3 separate regions of the Homo sapiens genome follow, and all the other regions are linked to region 2. A link is a loop called in an ENCODE intact Hi-C map of the cell type or tissue named here. Cell type or tissue: endothelial cell of umbilical vein. All regions are shown on one strand. Each heading gives the region's core, and the rest is flanking DNA. Links, peaks and the distances in the headings are about the cores only. Region 1 holds the start of PLEKHA7 (pleckstrin homology domain containing A7). Region 2 overlaps PLEKHA7 (pleckstrin homology domain containing A7). Region 3 overlaps PLEKHA7 (pleckstrin homology domain containing A7).

Region 1 (6,227 bases), core at 707-5,706, 220 kb before region 2:
CCAACACCACTGTCTGTTCCCAAGGAAGGGCCCCTTTATGGTCTCATCAACATCTCACAGCCCTCCCAAAATTATGTGCATGCTCTCCCATCCCTCCCCTCTGGAGTGCTCTTTTCCCAGTCAAACCTAACCAGTCCTTCAGGGTCCAGCCTAATTCCACCTGTTTGGGCACCTTTCTGAATAACTAGTGCTCACATTGCATACAGTCTCACTTTCAGGCGCGCCTCCTCCCATCAATCAGAGCCTATGTCCCGAGAAGGCTGGGCCTGACAACAGCTGGAGCCCAGCTGCTGCTCTGTCTTTGCTCAGTGTGTGTGTGTGTGTGTGTGTGTGTGTGTGGCCGGGAGTCTGAGTGTGGAGTATGTTTCATTCACTCATCCTGCAGTTTTTTTTTTTAGACTGAGTCTCGCTGTTGCACAGGTTGCAGGGCAGCGGCGCGATCTCGGCTCACTGCAACCTCTGCCTCCCTGGTTCAAGCGATTTTCCCGCCTCAGCCTCCTGAGTAGCTGGGATTACAGGCGCCCGCCACCACGCCCGGCTAGCTTTTGTATTTTTTTGGTAGAGACGGGGTTTCACCATGTTGGCCAGGCTGGAATAGAACTCCTGACCTCAAGTGATTCACCCGCCTCGGCCTCCAAGAGTGCTGGGATTACAGGCCTGAGCCACCGTGCCCCACCCCATCCTACAGTTATTGAATGCGTAATGCATACATGAGTCAGGTGCTGTTCCAGGCATTGGAGACCAGGCAGTGTATGAGGTAGATCAAAGCCCCTTCTCTCATCCAGCTGACATGTTGGAACTAATATACAACAAACAAGACAAACACAAATATCAATTAAATGTAAACAAGTAATGAAATAGCGAGGGAAGGAGGGGAAGGATTTTCTTTGCAGAGGGCTCAGGGAGGGCTCCCCGAGGAGATAAGATAGGAGTAAAGACCCGAATATGAGAGGGTGCCGCCACTGCAAAGAGCTTTGCAGGGCCCCCTAGAGGCCCCGCCTGGCCACCGCTCTTCCAGAGATGGACGTGCTGCCGAGCCCTCAAAACCCCTTTTTTCTGTTACTTGACAGAAACTGAAGGCAAGAGCTTGCGATCCCTGCAACCTCAGTGGTGTGTGGCGGTAACCCTGCTCCCTCCTGTTTCACATCCCAGCTGAAAACTTGGGAAAATGAAATCGCGCTCGGCCTGCCGTTGATAGAGCACCTACTACATGCCATGGTCCGGTTAAGCACTTTATGCGATTGTTACTTCATTTAATCTACACAACAATCCCGTGTGGACTCGATTAACCTTACAGGGGAAGAGAAGGAGGCTGGGAATATGGCAGGAACCTGAGTGTTAACTTGGTTCACACACAAGCGGAGTTCCCGGGTCGGGAAGTTCTGTGGTGCGGGTCGGCTGGGGTTTACTGAGCGTTCGGGCGCTCGCCGTTTTCGGAGTTGGTCGGGTCCAACCGCGCGCCCCGAAGCTGCCCAGGCGCGCCCGCCAGCGGCCCCCGCCAGCGGCCCCCCGCGCCGCCCGGGTCTCCCGGCCTCGGGGGCAAAGGGGAGCGCCGGTGCCAGCAGGCTGGGGGCGGGGAAGGCTCGGGGACAAAGGCCGCGGGCACTGCGCTGGGTTGGCCGGAGCGGCTGCGAACTCCGGGCGCCAGGACCCGGCCGGGCGGTCGCTCCCTCAGGAGCCCGCGCCTGGATGGAGCGCCTCGCGGCGCCGCCGGGCCACGCGCAGGCCGAGCCCCCGCCACCGCCCCCGCCTCCGCCCCTGCCCGCGCCCCCGCCCCCTCCCCCCCACCCCGCGGCGGCTCCGCGCTCGGCGAACATGGCGGCGGCGACGGTCGGGCGGGACACTTTACCTGAGCATTGGTCCTACGGGGTGTGCCGGGATGGCCGCGTCTTCTTCATCAAGTGCGGCGCGAGGACCCGGGGACGCGGGGACGCGGGTGGGGGCGCGGGGGCGGGGGCCGGGCGGGCACCCGGCGGGCTGTGGCGGCGCTAACAGGTGCACCTCTCTGCCCGCAGTGACCAGCTCCGCTGCACGACCTGGCTGCATCCGCGCACCGGGGAGCCCGTCAACTCGGGCCACATGATCCGCTCAGGTGGGCGCCGGGCCGGCGGGTGGGGGGCGCGCGCAGCGGCGGCCCAAGTTTGACCCGACTTTTCTGGCGTTTCCGCAGACCTGCCCCGCGGCTGGGAGGAGGGCTTCACGGAGGAGGGCGCCAGCTACTTCATCGAGTGAGTGAGTGGGGCCGCCGCGCTCGCACCTGTGCCGCGGGGGGGGGGTCCCTCCCCGTTCCCGCCGGGCGCCCCGCCCTTCCTCTGCTCCCGCCGGCCCGGGCTCGTTGGCGCGCGCTGCGCCGCGGCCACACTCAACGTTTTGTGTGCCCAAGTTGTTTGGCGGCCTCCGAGAGGAAGGCGGTGGGGGCCGCACCTACGCTGGGGACCTGGGCCGGGGGGGAAGAGGCCGCAGACTCTGCGCCCTGGACCTTGCAATCCGGCTGGATTCGGGTGCTGGTGTGCGGGCTGGGCACGCCTCCCCTCTAGGGTCTGGGGCTGCGCCCCGCCGGGAGAGGCGAGTGCCGGGACCTGGATGGGCTCGGGTGGGAGGAGTAGAACGAGAAGTTCTGTCCTGGTGTGGGCCTGCGGGGTTGGAGTGGGGAGAGGGAGAGACTAGGGGAATCTCGCTTAGGAGGACGCCCCCTCTCCCGCCGCAGGCTCTGGGATGGTCTTGGAGAGTCGGAACCTCGCCCCCGGCCTCCATCCACTGCGCGGGCCTGCGGGGAGGGAGGGGGTGGGGAAGGGAACTGGTCAACCAATGACTTTCCTCGAGCGCTCCGCGTCTCTTCGGCCGGAGCTGAACCGGGGGATTGCTGGTGCTTCCGTTAGTCCACGGGCGACTTTTCCGCAAAAGCCCCGGAGTGTTGGCGCACCAGCCAGGTTACCCTGGGTCTGTAGGATCAGTCCATGTCAGATTGGGGCGCAGTAAGTGAAGGCGCGGGTCAGGCTCCTATGCCAGTACAGGCTTTGCTTTCCCACTCCGGCGGGAGTCTGTGTTGCAGCGTGTTTCCCTCTGCCTGCTGAGCTCCGGGAGGCCAGACACTGCCTTTGACCCCTTGCCCCAGTGCCGGACAGCAAGTAGGCACTCGGTAAATGTTTGTTCACTGAATGAATCAGCTCGCCAAAGGTCTGGACGGTGGTCTGACTAGTACTGACTGGGTGTACCTCGGCGACTGTGAGTCAGAACTACTACTGTTAGGAATAAAGCAGCCTATTTCAAGAAAACCCCGGAACCTCCTTTTCTGGTTTGGGTTCTTGCATAATAGTTGAAAATACTGATGGGTGAGATTTACAGACCTAAGGACTAGGGCCTTGCTGCGGTTCTATTGCCCTGCCTCATATGTGTGTATGTGAAGTTGGGGAGTTGGCTGGGGCCATCAGAGTCTTGCTGTCAGTGGGCCTCTCTGGCTCATAACTGCATCAGTTGATGTTATTACAATTTTCCTGTGTGCCACACGTTCACACGTTGTTCTAGGCATTGGGAACAAAAAACAGAAAAGTTCTAGGTGCTCATGGAGCTTGCAATCTAATAGGAGAGGGAAGGGAGTAGAAAATAAGTAAAAAACACAAATAATAATATCAGATCGTGGTTACTACTGTGCAGAAAGTTAAAATAAGGTGATGTGACATGGAGTGACTGGGTGGCTTGGTTGTACTGGGAGATCGGGATGGTGTTTCTGAATAGGCAACATTTAAAGTAAAATTTGAATGACAAGAAGGAGACATCATGTGATGATGAGTTGGCAAAGCATTTCGGGAAGAGCGAACAGCCAGGGCAAGGGCTTAAGGCAGAAAAGAGCTTGGAGTTTAAGGAGCAGGAAGGCTGGAATGTGGTGCACAAGGGAGAAAGTGGCATGAGGAGAGGTCACAGGTAGGAGAAAGGTAAATGCCGCAAAGCTTTGTGAGCCGGGGTGAGGAATTTTCATACTTTATTCTAAGCCCAGTGAAACGTCATTGGAGGGTTTTAAGCAGGGAAATGGCATGATTTGGTGTGTGTTTTTAGAACGATCACTGTGAGGAGATTGGATTGTAGGTGGCCACTGCAGGGGGAGGCAGGAGAGCAGCTGAGGCTGTTGCCCTCTTCCAGGCAGGAGTTAGAAGTGGCTTGCCTGAGGGTGGTAGCACAGTAGACAGGGAGTAGTGGTCACATTCAGGCTGTGTTTAGGAAATAGGCTCTTCACACCTTCATGATGGACTGAATAGTCTGTGGGAGAAAGAGAAGAGGCAAAGATGACTCCTCAGGGCTTGGGCACCTGAGTGGATAGCATTCATATCGTTGAGATGGGAAGAGCCGGTTTGGGGTGGAGGAGAATCATGAGATCTTGTTTTGCCATCTTACATTTGAGATATGAGTATGTCAGATAGTGTGATCTGAAGCTTGGTGGGGAGAGAGGACAGAAGAGACCCATTGGGTATAATAGATGTTATTCAAGGCCATGGGATTAGATGAAATCCCCTAGGAAGAGAGTACAGACAGAAGAGAGATGTTCTGAGGCTTTGGATGGTCAAAGCAGTGTTTAGAGGGGTGAGAGGTGAAGCCAGCAAGGAGACTGAGAAGGACTGAGAAGGTAGGAGAAACCCCAGGAGAATGCATGGTCACAGAAGCCTTAAAGGACAAAATCTGACTGGAGTAGGTGGAAGATAAAACACGGGGTGAAGACAGGGAGTCAGTTAGGCAAATCTTCCAGGTAGTTTTGTTGCAAAGTGGAGTTGAGACATTAGCCGGTAATTGGAGAGGATGTGGGTTTGAGGGAGGGTTCTTTTTTTTGGTGGGAGATTGTACAGCATGTTTGTTTTGATGGGAATGATCCCACTGAGAGGAAGAAGTCGATGCTGCAGTAAAGAGACGGGGCAGTTGCTGGAGCAGTGTTTCTAAGAAGGTGAGAGGGATGGGATCCATGGCCTGCATCTCACTAGCGTCACCCAGGGGCAGGGCCCATCATTCATTTGGCGGGAGGAAGGGCTGCAAGTGTCCCAAAGTACCAGGTGCAGCCTTGGGCTGGGTGTGTGAGGCCGCGTGTGGGACTCTGGAGGCTGGAGCACAGCCTTCCACACCTTTGCTGACTCTTCCATGGTAACTTGTCTGTGAGGTCCCTAATGATTTTCCTACAGTGAGCTCCTGTGCCCCCAGGGCCTTGGCTGACTCCTCCCAGGCCTAGAAAAAGCAATGTGTGACAGTGTTCCCTACCCTCAAAGGCAGGGCCCTGTGGCAGGTGATTGTACTTCTGACGTCCTTCTGTGACAATTTTTTGAGAGACTTAAGGGTTTTGGGAGTAATTGTTCTCTCCCTCATCCCCCGCCCCCCACATGAAAAATGTTTTACTGTTGTCTGATTTCTTAGCTTTGCCGTGAGCATTTCTGAATGTTTGATTTTTGTGTTGAGGGCAGGAGCCTCCTCTAATCTGGCTCATAAAGTGAGAGCGACAAAGCATTGACATGGCTGATTTTATTTTTCCTAATGGCTCCTTGCACAGGAAAGTTGTGTGAGGTTTTACAGGATGTATTCAGTTGCTCCTCATATTTAGCAGATTAAAACATTTTAATTTTTGAAAAAATTTTAAGAAACAGAATCTTCCTCTGTCTCCTAGTCTGGAGTGCAGTGGTGCAATCATAGCTCACTGCAGCCTTGAACTCCTGGGGCCAAGTGATCCTCTCACTTCAGCCTCCCAAGTAGCTGGAACTACAAATGCAGGCCACCATGCCTGGCCAGCAAATGTTTTAATACTCTCCAGAGTCCATTTCTTTTCTTTCTTTTCTTTTTCTTTCTTTTTTTTTTTAAAGACAGCTTTGCTCTGTCGCCCAGGCTGGAGTGCAGTGGCACGATCTCAGCTCACTGCAACCTCTGCCTCTTGGGTTCAAGTGATTCTCATGCCTCGGCCACCCCCTAAGTAGCTGGGACTACAGGTGTGCACAACCATGACTGGCTAATTTTTGCATTTTTAGTAGAGACAGGGTTTCACCATGTTGGCCAGGCTGGTCTCAAACTCCTGACCTGAAGTGATCCGCCTGCCTCAGCCTCCCAAAGTGCTCGGATTACAGGCATGAGCCACTGTGCCTGGCCTCGGAGTCCATTTCTTGAAGCAGAAAAGCTTGAGGTTAGGCAGGTGAATTTTTGTTTTGATTTCTGCACTTTTTGTTCAATTTTGCATTAATGAGGGACAAAATGTATAAGAAATC
Region 2 (6,227 bases), core at 349-5,348:
GGAAATGGACCCAGCCAGCGTCCTAAAGGAGTCCTTAGTCACAAGCAGTTAAAAAGTAGTATTTCCCTGCTATTGTGCCTTAGACTGTCAGAACTGGAAGAGCCCTGGAAGATGATCTAACCCAACTCTCCCATTTTGCAGTTGGGAAAACTGAGGCCCACCAAGAAGAAGTGAGCGTGCTGAGTAGGGTGGAGTTTGTGATCTGCAGAGAGGTGTGTGGCTGTGGACGAAGCTGTCCCCATGCAAACCTTTGTGCAAATCCGCAGGGGGCTCTCCTGCAGTTACACAGCCTGTGGGCAGTGAGTTCAGTCCAGTGGAAAAGTGTCCTTCCCTTCACCCGCCGCTGAGCACTGGGCTGGGTTGTGAGGATGCTTTGATCTTTAAAATAACCTCGCAGAGTATACACAGCAAGAGCAGTATCCCCATTCCACAGAGAAGAAAACTAAGAGCCTAAATTGTTGACATTTGCTCAATGTCTCCATGCTAACTAGTGAATCCAATCACATCTCCTGGCCCTTCTCTTTTATTCTGTGCCATCTGCCATCTAATTGGGCTTTCAGTCCCAGATCCGGTCTGTGGCCTCTGTGGCTGACTGGGCCAGCACCTTGGTTTGCCTGGCATAGAAAGGGGCCAAGCTCTTGGCAGAGTCTGGGAATGCAGGAGACTTTAAAGAAATAGGAGATGTGGTCAGGTCCCAAGAGAGCTCACGCCTCCAGGGCCAGGCCAGCCTTGGCTGGAGAACACAATGAGGCTGGTCCCAGTGCAGGGAAGCCATAGAAGAGTGGACCTCGGAATGGGGCCCTCCAGATTTTTGCCAACAAAGGCTTGGAGGAGACTTACCTGGGCATTGTGTGTGCCTGGACCTCTGATGAGGTCAGTGCACAGTGCTGGGTAAAACACATGAGTTCTGCTGCCCTGGTCTTCACCATCTACCTGCTTCCAGCCATAGTCCAGGGCCCAGAGCTGGACCCAGGATATGGCCCAGCACCCAGCCAGAGAGTCACTGTGGATTTCAGCATCTTGAGATCTCCTTCCCAATCCCAGATCCAAGAGGTGGACTGGAGCTCTAGCCCTAAAACAGGAGAGGGAAAATTCCAAAACAAACAGCAGGAATGTCTGGGGCAGATGGCTGCCAACATAGGGCAGAATGCTGCCAGCTGGGACAGGGCGTAGGGGAAAAAGGCACTGGCATAGGAGCTGGGACACCCAGATTCCGGGACTGATTCTCTCACTGTGTCCTCAGGCAAGTCCGTCCCTTCCCTGAGCCTCCTCATTTTCCCTTTTGTAGATGGTCACAGAGGCTCCTCCTCAGCTTGGTCATCTGTGGCTCTCAGGCAGGGCTTTCTCAGCTTGGGTGAGCATCAGGATCACCAGGAGAGGTCCTCTCTCCTAGGAATATATGTGTGTTTGCCAGTTTTACCATTTGTTTTATTACTTACTTGTTTTTAACACTTATAAGATGGGCGTGGTGCTGCTTGCCTGTCGTCCCAGCTACTGGGAAGGCTAAGGCAGGAGGATCATTTGAGCCCAGGAGTTTGAGGCTGCAGTGACCTGTGATTACACAACTGCACTCCAGCCTGGGCAATACAGCAAGACCCTGTCTCAAAACAAAATAAAACCCATTTATATTTGTGAAACAATAATATCCATCCTGAAAATGACATAAAACAGGATTATATAATTTAACAAATAACAATAAAGAGACCACCTGTTTTATACCAACAGCTAGACTAAGAAATAGAACACTGCCAGCAACCAGAAGCCTGTGGGTTCTTTCCCAGGCCAAGCTGCTTCCTGTCTGCCAGAAGTAACCACAATCTTGACTTTTTGGATAATAATCCCCTTGCCTTTTTTTTTTTTTTTAATTTTAGTACCTGTGTTGACTCCTAAACACTGTGATTATGCTGGTATATAATTCTATATACTATTTTGTGTCTTGCATCTTTTCTTCAACATTATGTTTGTGAGATTTATATACATTGTTGCATGTGGCTATAGTTCTTTTATTTTTATTTGACTTATTTTCTTGAGTTTAATGTCTTTTTAAAAATAAATTAGATAATATTCTCAAAAGATACAAAAGCAAAAGATATAAAAAAGTACATAATAACATGTCTCCTTCCCACCCTCTGCCTCCAGACATTCCATTCAATCAAAGGCAATCAATGTTTTATGTTTATCTTTCTGGGGAGCTTTTTAGAAATTGGTGATTCGGATATCTTGTCAGGATTGGAAACTGTGGATCCTCAGAGAACCAGTGCGTATCTTAGGCAGATGGCTTAACTTTCACACATCAGTGAAGATTGTTGATAAACCTTTGCTTTGGAGTGCTCTTTCCTGAACTTTCCAAGAGCTTGGAGTGCCCTTTCCTGAACTCTGCAAAATTCTTAAAAACAAAACCAAATTAGACCGAGAAAGAGGGAATTTAGGAGGTGGAAGGCATGATGGTCGTTAGTCCTGCGAGTGGGTGTTCATGGCAACCAGGGGCCGGTCTGTTGATATGTAGAGGAACCACAGCCCTCACAGAACACTGTGGACAGGGAGTTTCAAGGAAAATGTTGCATTCATCACATTCTAGGGAATGAACTGCATGGTAGGCAGTGAGTCACTCATCCTGACCGCCTGTTCTGTCTGAGTCAGGAAGGAGGAAATATTTTGTAACCATGCACATTTCTGATAGAAAGGCCAGGAGGATGTAGACTCTGTCCTTGTTCAGGTCCCCACCTTGCTGAAGGCGCCAGAGCTCGTGTAGGGCCAATGAGCCGGCTCAGGCTGAGCACTGCTGAGTGGGTAGATGTTACTCTCCAGGTAGGTGGTGCTGTGATAAGCATGGAAGTCAGGGCAGGGTTAGCAGCCTGCCTGCGATGTGCACTCCAGATGAGCGGAGGGAGCAGTTCAGCACAGCACCGAGGGCATGGACCCAGGAGACCTGAGTCCTGGGTTTCAGGACACAGTTATACAGGTAACACTTGGAGGAATAGAAACTGTATACCTCTGAGGGGATAGAGGAGCAGAGCATGTCCCTTCTTCACTGCTCCGCCAGGGGAAGTGTGAGTGCTCCTTGGCTGAGGCAGTCATGTTCTGTGGCTCTGATGTGGCCTGTTCCTACCCTTTAAACCTCCACTGTGGCAGTACCTAGCAGTCCTCCCTCCAGCTCCGTCTCGCTGACCACTGGTCTGGTTCTCTTTCTCAGCAGGAAGATGAAGCACCTCCCAGGCCCCCACTCCCCGAACTCTACAGCCCAGAGGACCAGCCCCCGGCTGTGCCGCCTCTGCCAAGAGAGGCCACCATCATCCGGCACACATCTGTGCGGGGCCTCAAGCGGCAGTCAGACGAGAGGAAGCGAGACCGGGAGCTGGGGCAGTGTGTGAATGGGGATTCCAGGGTGAGCGGGGGACCCTGGGGCTGCCACTCTACATGTGGGGAGAGGTAAAGGGGTGTGACACTGGCAGGTCACATCACCTGGGACTCTGCCCACAGGTGGAGCTGCGGTCGTATGTCAGTGAGCCTGAGCTGGCGACCCTCAGCGGGGACATGGCCCAGCCCTCCCTAGGACTTGTGGGCCCTGAGAGCAGGTACCAGACGCTGCCAGGCAGAGGTAAGGCAGGGCCCTCCCTGGAGTTTCTCTGGGAATCCCACCACACTGCTTCCAGCCTTCAGCTGGTGCCTCGTACCCTTCTGCCTGCAGCTCTAGGCCTAGGAGTGAGCAGCAGCTGTCAGGGGGGTCTGGGATGCCAAGAGGGAGGACCTGGCCTGTCTTCCTCTGGCCCACATCCTGATTCTCTTCCTCTTTTGTTACATCTGTCCCCAGGAACAATGATAATAGCAGTTACTAGAAAGCCTGGCACTGTTTAAGCACTTTATATAGACATGATATTCACAACAATCCTATGAGGAAAGTACTGTCATCCCCATTTTAGAGACACAGAAACTAAGGCCCAGAGAAATTAAATAACTTGCCAATTAGCTGGTCATTGGTGGAACCGGAAGACAATCCCAGTGCTCTGGCTCCAGAGTCACTGCACCCTGTAGGCCGGAGTGCTGGGTGGCTGCCACCACCTTGGCCATCTCAGACCTTCCAGAGTGCCACTCTAAGACTCAGTGAGCCCTTTCCTTAAATGCTTTCTTGCCAGTTGAGTGTCCTTCTCACTGTCCTCCTCACCCCAAGTTGGGTTGTGCAGGGTGCCTAAGAATGGATCAGGGGGTGAAAGGCATTCCTGCCCCGCCAGCCTTTCTACCTGCCAGGCAGCCCAGTCATCTGCATGTAAGGGAAGCCTGGGGTGGTCCACAGATCTGCAGGGACACTGCCCCCCATCAGGGACAAAGGTCACCCCTGGGCTGGCCCCCATCCTCTATTGGGGACCTTGCTCCTCCATGCCCTGGGGAGGAAGAAGAGAAATAAGGGTGGGTCATTGACTGGGTGCTCTTGGTACTCCTGCAAGAATGTGTGATGAGGGAGAAGCAGGGACCCATCCACCCCAGCACAAACATGCTTGCACTTCTCTTTCCTCACTAAGGGCTCTCAGGGTCCACGTCAAGGCTCCAGCAGTCGTCCACCATTGCTCCCTACGTCACACTCCGGAGGGGTCTCAATGCCGAAAGCAGCAAGGCGACCTTCCCTGTGAGTGGCCTTGAGCTGTCGAGGACCTCCCTGCTCCTTCACATGGGGAGGGAGGGTCTCCCAGGGGGACAGTAACTGGCCATCCCTTCAGCCCTGGGGATGGCCTCTGGGGTGGCCTCAGCCCCTCCTGAGCTCCCTGTCACCCACTGTCCACCAAGGAGGGCATCCTGCCTTTCTCTCTGGCCTGTCAGGGTGGCAGGAGGGAGCTCAAGAAGCCTGCACCCTGGGTTCTGGCCTCACTGGACAGGCCTGAGCCTAAGTGTCTGCATCTGCAGAATGGGTGCTACTCAGAAAGCTCCTGAGGGTTGGGGGCATCGTGTTGCTTAGAGGAAATAGTTCTCTAAGGCCAAGAGGAGCCCAACTAGAGTGTGCATGTGTGTGAGAGAGAGACAACGGGAATGCAGCCAGCAGGGTGGCTGTCCTCTGCGTGCCCAGCCCAGCTGTTCTGTGTCTCTCTTGCCTGCCTCCTCTTCCTCAGAGACCTAAGAGTGCCTTGGAGCGCCTGTACTCAGGGGATCACCAGCGAGGCAAGATGAGTGCAGAGGAGCAGCTGGAGCGCATGAAGCGACACCAGAAGGCCCTGGTCCGAGAGCGCAAGAGGACACTGGGCCAAGGGGAGAGGACGGGCCTGCCCTCATCTCGCTACCTCAGCCGGCCGCTCCCTGGAGATCTTGGCTCAGTATGTTAGGAGGGGCCAGGCAGCGGGGCAGGGACAGGGAGCCGAGTGCCCCTCAGAGTCCCCCAAACACAAGCACATCACACCTCCCAGTGAGAGAGCTGTCCATTGACCTACATGGTTCAGAGAACACCCCACGGGGCTGTTTGTCCACGACCCAGGCTGGACGAATGCCTGGTCAGAGGGTGACCTGAACCAGAGCTGGAGTGAGGATCAAACAGGCCCAGGAGCCTGAGGAAATACCCAGTCAGTCCTCCCAGCCGCGATGGAGAGGGGCCTTTGCAGGCGTTCGGAATCTCGGCTGAATTCAGGACCTGGGAATACAGGGTTCAGAGAGGAGAGGAGGAAGATGGTGACATGATTTGGTTAGAAGCACAAGCAAACTGATCAGCCTCCCAGACCTGCCAGCAGATGCTGTGTGAGGGTGATGGAGCACGGGGTCACACCCCTGCCCCAAGGGCCACTGGTCTCCCTGGGCTTGCAGTGCAGAGGCCTCAGGGTGTCTGGGATTGCTGGGGAGGCCTGTGCTGCCCCCTGGTGGCGCTTCCTGGCGCTGCGCCCTGTCCACAGTCACCTTAGGTCCCTTTGGAAACATTCCATTTGACTTTTCCCTGTTGTTTGAAATCCCATGTTTCCCTAAACCTCTAGCCTGATTGTTCTTTCCCTAATTCATTGCACAAGCTCCTTTGCTTTTAGTGTTACCGCTCATTGCCTCTCTAATCCTGCCTGATTGTGTTTACAGAAGCTTCTGATTTGCATTGAACATGCTCTAACTGGCCTGTGCTACTTATTACCGGGCTTGTAATAGCGGTTCTTGTCTCCATAGCCTGTTGAGTGTTCCCAGATGTGACTCACCTTTCTGCTGCCCTCTTCATGCAGGCCTACTGACTCATAATTCACTTGTCCCAAAAGCCACCCCACAAGCCTGAG
Region 3 (6,227 bases), core at 725-5,724, 110 kb before region 2:
GGAGGGAGAGGGAGAGGAGGAGCCTTTCCAATTTTCTTTCTTTCCTTCCTTCCTTCCTTCCTTCCTTCCTTCCTTCCTTCCTTCCTTCCTTCCTTCCTACCTCATTTTAACTTGATCACCTCTTTAAGGATCTAATCTCCAAACACAGTTACATTTTGAAGTTCTGGGATTAGGACTTTGAATATTAATTTTGAAGGGAACACAGTTCAGCCCACAACAGTCCTGCTATTTGTCAGATGGCCAGCTGGAACTTCTAGGGCTGTCCTGATGTGTGACAGCTGGTTAGGCTGTCACCTGCCCTCAGCAGTGCCGAGAGCCTGAATGAGAAGAGCTGTCCCTCACTCCAGGGCCCTAGAGGGCTGCTATCAAGGAAAGCACAGCCTTCAGAGACTAAGGCCTGAGTTTTGGCTGATTGGACTTAACCTTCTAGAGCCTCATCTTCCTCAGCTGTAAAGTGGAGGTGATTCCTGTCTTAAATAAATTAAACACTTCATATTGAAAGTGTTTGTAGCTTTGAGTTCAGATGGGGTCGTGAGACTAATGATTACTCAGCGCCTAATCCATTACCCCCATTCCAGGGGATGGTGGAGTGGGAGCTTTGGGGAAGAATGCTTAAGGGAATGAAATACAGAGACAGTTGAAAAACAAACTGATCTCCCTCTCCAGTCATTTCTGAGGCCTTCTTACCCAGCTTTTCACCTTCTAGCAATACCATGGCACTGTGTGTGGCTGAGGTTCTGTGGCTCCACCCCAGAGGGCCTCATTTTGCTCTTCCCTGGGGCTCTGCTGCAAAGAAGTCAGCTTGGAGAGGGGCTGTGGGCTCAGCTTGCTTAAAGAGAAATTGCCTGATATACAGTTTGGGTTATCATGACCTTGAGGAAAGTATAGAATTAAAAAAAAATTCTTTTATACTATGAAGGTCATATAACTGCATTACATAAAAAAATGGGATAATAGACAAAGGGGAAAAACAGCCATATTCACTTCACCTTAATGTATCTTCTGGATTTTATAGAAGAGTGGGGAAATAACATTTATTTTATTTTAATTAATTTATTTTTAAAATTTGAGACAGGATCTTCCTGCTCTGACACCCAGGTTGGAGTGCAGTGGCATGACCATGGCTTACTGCACCCTCGATTTCCCAGGCTCCAGATATCCTCCCACCTCAGCCTCCCAAGTAGCTGGGACCATGGGTGTGTGCCACCACACCCAGCTAATTTTTGTATTTTTGGTACAGATGGGGTTTTGCCATGTTGCCCAGGCTAGTCTCAAACTCCTGAGCTCAAGTAATCTGCCACTTTGGCCTTCCAAAGTGCTGAGATTACAGGCGTGAGTCACTGTGTCCAGCCCTGTCTTTTATTTATTTTAAATAGGTGTACATGATATGGCATGGATTTGACAGGGTACAAAGTAGTGAGAAGTCTTTTTACATAACATGCTTTTAGTCATATATATGATTTTGACTTTTTCAGTTAACATTGCGTTATCTTTTTATGTCTAAACATTTCTTATTCTTCCCCATTTTGAAGTTTTAAAATTTGAAAGCAATATATGCAAAGTATATTTATGAATTTTTATTCTTAAATAATGGATAGCAAAATACCAAATTAGTAACAGTGGTGGCATATTACAGTTAATTTTTATTATGTATGCTTTTATTTTCTAAATTTTCCACAAATAAGCAGTAATATTCAGAGAAATATGCAGAAGAGATATGCATAATCTTAGAATTAACATTTTGGCTTATTTTTATCCAATATTCATTCCTTGCATTTTGTAAAGATAATTGAGATTATATTTTATATATGATGTGGTTGCTGCTTGGTTTTCATTTAACACAAAGATCTGTTAAGCTTAGATTCTTTATAAACTTTATGTTTAATGGCTGTACAATGTTTCATCAAGTATAAACACCTTATTTTGCTCAACCATTACTTCATAGTTTCCAGTTTTTGACTGTAAAAATAATGCTGTGATGGACAACTTCAGAAATAGTCTTTGGAAGTACTGACCCTGAAAAAAATCTGTTTGGAGCTTAGAGGAGCTATATTCCCAATGGATGGGTACAGAGCAGGCACTCAGATGTTGCTTGTGCATGGAGAATGAGGTGACATGTGTGAAGGAATGTTCTGTAAATGATTTCAATAAATGATAGCACGTAAGAATAACAAATGTTTTAAGCCAATGAAGGCCTGTCAAGAGGGAGCCCAAAATGGACTGCAAAATCGAAACCTGTCATACTCTGATAGCTTGAAGGTTTTTGAGAGGGTTCTACAATTTTGGCTGTGAAAGATCTGAGGGAAAGATAGTGATTTGCAGAATTGTACAGCAGGAATGTAGAGCAGGCTGTATCTTTGTACCATGTTGAAGAATGAAGTTGCAGCGATCCTTTTCCAGTCTCTGAAGGAAGAGAACATGGCAAGAAGGACAAAAACTGAAAGGCCTGTTTGCTGTCTGACTGTGTGCTGCCCCAGGTGGCTGCTGAAACTAAATCAATTTGTGGAAGGCATGGAAGAGTTTTCTTAGTTTGATTATGTCTTTTGGAATTGAATGGGCAAATAGAATTTCTTTGAAAGATGTCTCTATTTCTGCCTGGAGGACTCTGTAATTTGGACGTTGTGAGAAGAGCCTATCTTTATTTTGAATTTGGAACCATTGACTCCCCTTTCTTTATGCTGTGAGTTATTTATATGCCAAGAAGCACAGTGGAGGCCTTTTCACCTTCTCATGACTTTAAGAAATACAGGAAAACAGCATTCTCTACAATCCATAATCCCTGAGTGTTGGCAACAAAAAAATGAAAGATATTCTAATGTAGGCGTCTGTGCAATGGTGATGGGTTATGGATGGTCAATGAGAACCTTGGCTGCCAGTCCTGGGAACTGATCTCAGCCTTCCCTGGGACCCTCTGGATGAGGGGATCCTCATTCACCTAACTGAGCAAACATCCCAAACATGCTCTGTTTGCCCATTTATTCATTCCATTCATTAATGTACTCATTGATTCCATTTGGTTCACTTCAGCTACTGATCACCTAATGTTATATGCCAGGCCGTGTGCATGGCTGTAATTATAGAGCTGTGACTAAGACCTTCCTTCCTTCCTGTTCAGTCAGGGTTCAGTAGCAGTAGTGAGAAGTTATTCTCGCTTTTCTAAACAGAAATGGATTTAATACAGTGAACTAGGTGTTTACATCATGATTGGAAGGGTGCAGGAGTAGGCTCTAGGCTGACCTTTGGCAATGATAACTAAAACAAGACTGTGAAAATGGCCCATAAGTAATTGTTTTCATTTTCCTTTTAATTCAACTCTTTTGAGCTCCCCTTGCCCTTTGCTCCCAACTTCTCTGTCCCAGATCTTAGGCTCTCTCCTTATGGGAAGAGCTGTTTCAAAGCATTTATGGATTGTAAAGTGTGAATAAGGGTGTTGTTAATAATAACTGTCACTTGCTGACTGTTTATTGTGTGCCCAGCTGTCTGCTAAGTCCTTTACCTGTGTTATTTCAATCCTCACATCTGTTGGGTAGTTAATATTATCTCTACATTGCAGAGAAGGAACCTGAAGCTAATAAAAGTTAAATGACTTGCCTAGGATAATTCAGCTAATAAGTAACATTTGAATTCAGGGAGTGTCTCTGTCCAGAGGTACTTGCAGTTTAAAAGACAAGCTGGGCCAAAGAAGATACACAAATGACCAATAAGCAAATGAAAAGATGCTCAGCATCATTAGCCATCAAGGAAATGCAAAACAAAACCGTAATGAAATACTACTTTACACACCCTAGGATGTTTATATTAAAAAGGACAGATACTTTAGAAGTGCTGGTGAGGGCGTAGAGAAGTGGGAACACTGATGCACTGCTGGTAGAAGTGTAAAATGGTGGAGCCACCTTGGAAGCCAGCTGCACGTTCTCAAAAGGTTAAACGTAAAGTTACCATATGAGTCATGAATTCCATTCCTAGGTATATACCCAAGAGAAGTGAAACCATGTCCACCTACACAAAAACTTGTACGCAATTCATAGCTACATGATTCATAATATCCTCAAAGTGAAAACCCAAAGTCCGTCAACTGATGGGTGGATAAATAAAATGTGGTGTGTCTATATAATGGAATATTATCTGGCCATAGGAAGGAATGAAGTACTGGTACATGCTACAACAAGAACGCAACAATGAACCTTGTAAACATTATGCTAAATGAAAGATGCCAGTCACAAAAGATGACCTAGTGTCTAAGCCTATTTATATGGAATGTCCAGAATAGGGAAATCCAGAGAGATAGAAAGTGGATTTATGGCTGCCTAGGGCTGGAGCTGGGGTGATCGCTAGAGAGTATGGGACTTCCATTTAGGGCAATGAAATGTTTTAAATTTGATTGGGGTGATGATCGTATAACTCTCAGTATACTAAAAGCCATTGCATTGTATACTTTATTTTTATTATATTTTGAGACAAGGTCTGGCTCTTCTGCCTAGGCCGGAGTGCACTGTGTGATTTCCACTCACTGCAACCTCCACCTCCTGGGTCAAACCATCCTCCCACCTCAGCCTCTTGAGTAGCTGAGACTATAGGCGTGCACCACCATACCCAGCTAATTTTTTTGTATTTTTTGTAGAGATGGGGTTTTGCTATGTTGTCCAGGCTGGGCTTGAACTCATGAGCTCAAGCTATCTTCCGGCCTTGGCCTCCCAAAATGCTGGGATTACAGGCGTGAGCCACCATGCCCAGCTACACTGTACACTTTAAGTGAATTGTTTGACATGTGAATTCTATCTCAATAAAGCTGTTCCTTCCCACCCCCGAAAAAAGAGAAAAGACATATTGGGAAGGATAATGCTTACCTAAATAAATGAGTTGCTAGTGGTGGAATTTAGAGGAGAAAGGATAAACCCCCATGCAGTTTTCTCAAACTTTTGGCTTATATTAGTTTGTCTTCACTATAGTAAAGTGAAAAAATGGATTTAATTTAGCACAAAATTAAATATTGAGCTCTCAGCCTATTGTCTGGCTGGTGAGCCTAGAGCTGATTTATTTTTTCTTCAGCTCTCTGCTTTCCTAGACAGCTTTTTTCCATTTTTCTCTAAGGAGTATATATTATTTTTTATAAGTAGGGAACCAAAAATGTTTCATAAAATATGTATCCCATTGGGTCATACAAAAAGAACATCATGGCTGGGTGCAGTGGCTCATGCCTGTAATCCCAGCACTTCGGGAGGTCGAGGCAGGCGGATCACCTGAGGTCAGGAGTTCGAGACCAGCCTGGCCAACATGGGGTGAAACCCTGTCTCTACTAAAAATAAAAAAATTAGCTGGCTGTGGTGGCGGGCGCCTATAATCCCAGCTACTAGGGAGGCTGAGCAGGAGAATCATTTGAACCTGGGAGGTGGAGGTTACAATGAGCTGAGATCGCGCCACTGCACTCCAGCCTGGGTGACAGTGAGACTCTGTCTCAAAAAAAAAAAAAAATAAAAAATCATGACTTCCACATGTTATGCCACTTGAGGTAGTTAGAGATTTTCTGTCCTAGAAAAAAGATTTTTTGGGGGAAAAAAGTGAGAGATCTCATGAGTGTTTGTCCATGAACTGAACTGATGTTGGAATTGAGCCATTCCTCAAAGCCTCCTCCCTTTCATCCTCTCATTTCTTTCTTGCCCTTTGAGTTTGTTCAAGGACCACCCAGTTGTTAATGATCACAATGTTGTATACAATTTTGTGTACAATTTTATTTAAAGGGAAAAGATCTGGAAGGCAGTGATGAGTGCTTATGTCAAGTTGAATAAATGCAAAAGGAAGAAATATAATGGGGTGTCTATGCTGTAGGTCATTTGTTCCATTTTATTGTCCAAGTATAATTGCTTATGCCAGAATTTCATAGTCTACTTGTAACCTAGTAAAACACCTCATGAAAGTTACAAGGCATTAACAGAATGAAAATTCACTCTAGTGTCTTCCTTTCCACCTGAGCTAAGGACAGACTGAACCATGCATATATTTTTTTAAACAAGATTTATGGATCAGTGAAGTGAAATTTATTGAGTTCCAACTGTATGTTTGAGAGCAGAATTTGCTGCCATGCAATCAGAGTAAAGCTGAGGATTTACAGCCTGTGAGAGCCTTAAATGTGTAGAGTTATTTTCCCATTACACATTAGGTTAGCAACTTGGAGTGTGACCTGGATTTCTCTGGCTGGACAGTGACATGCTCTGGGGCTTAAAGGCCTT

Evidence for each region. Hi-C counts contacts between places; a loop is a spot of excess contacts. Peaks named below come from ENCODE experiments on the same cell type or tissue, not always from the same donor. Only the 100,000 strongest peaks of a DNase experiment are listed, where the experiment ranks them.
Region 1: it touches region 2 in a loop (4-fold over the local background); 3 of 110 quality-filtered maps call a loop at or near these places.
Region 3: it touches region 2 in a loop (5-fold over the local background); 2 of 110 quality-filtered maps call a loop at or near these places.

What each region holds. Positions count from the first base shown.
Region 1 is chr11:17,009,990-17,016,216 of GRCh38, reverse strand. It overlaps PLEKHA7 (pleckstrin homology domain containing A7), which reads left to right and starts at 1,803. Exons shown (of 27, transcript NM_001329630.2): 1 at 1,803-1,901; 2 at 2,016-2,092; 3 at 2,171-2,228. The coding sequence starts at 1,816. RefSeq lists a silencer at 3,101-3,395 and an enhancer at 3,280-4,041. In endothelial cell of umbilical vein, for the core only: CTCF peaks have their summits at 794 and 996 (motif pointing left); DNase peaks (open chromatin) are centred at 1,186 and 3,016; H3K4me3 peaks cover 2,225 bases.
Region 2 is chr11:16,788,169-16,794,395 of GRCh38, reverse strand. It overlaps PLEKHA7 (pleckstrin homology domain containing A7), which reads left to right. Exons shown (of 27, transcript NM_001329630.2): 20 at 3,197-3,385; 21 at 3,481-3,598; 22 at 4,518-4,621; 23 at 5,100-5,300. Among named protein-coding and RNA genes, the nearest start is that of C11orf58, 53 kb to the right of the region's middle. RefSeq lists enhancers at 2,850-3,350, 3,351-3,851. In endothelial cell of umbilical vein, for the core only: no CTCF peak of the experiment used is centred there; DNase peaks (open chromatin) are centred at 1,765 and 2,595; H3K27ac peaks cover 2,632 bases.
Region 3 is chr11:16,900,096-16,906,322 of GRCh38, reverse strand. All of the region lies in intron 3 of PLEKHA7 (pleckstrin homology domain containing A7), which reads left to right. Among named protein-coding and RNA genes, the nearest start is that of SNORD147, 23 kb to the left of the region's middle. In endothelial cell of umbilical vein, for the core only: no CTCF peak of the experiment used is centred there; a DNase peak (open chromatin) is centred at 3,132; H3K27ac peaks cover 1,186 bases.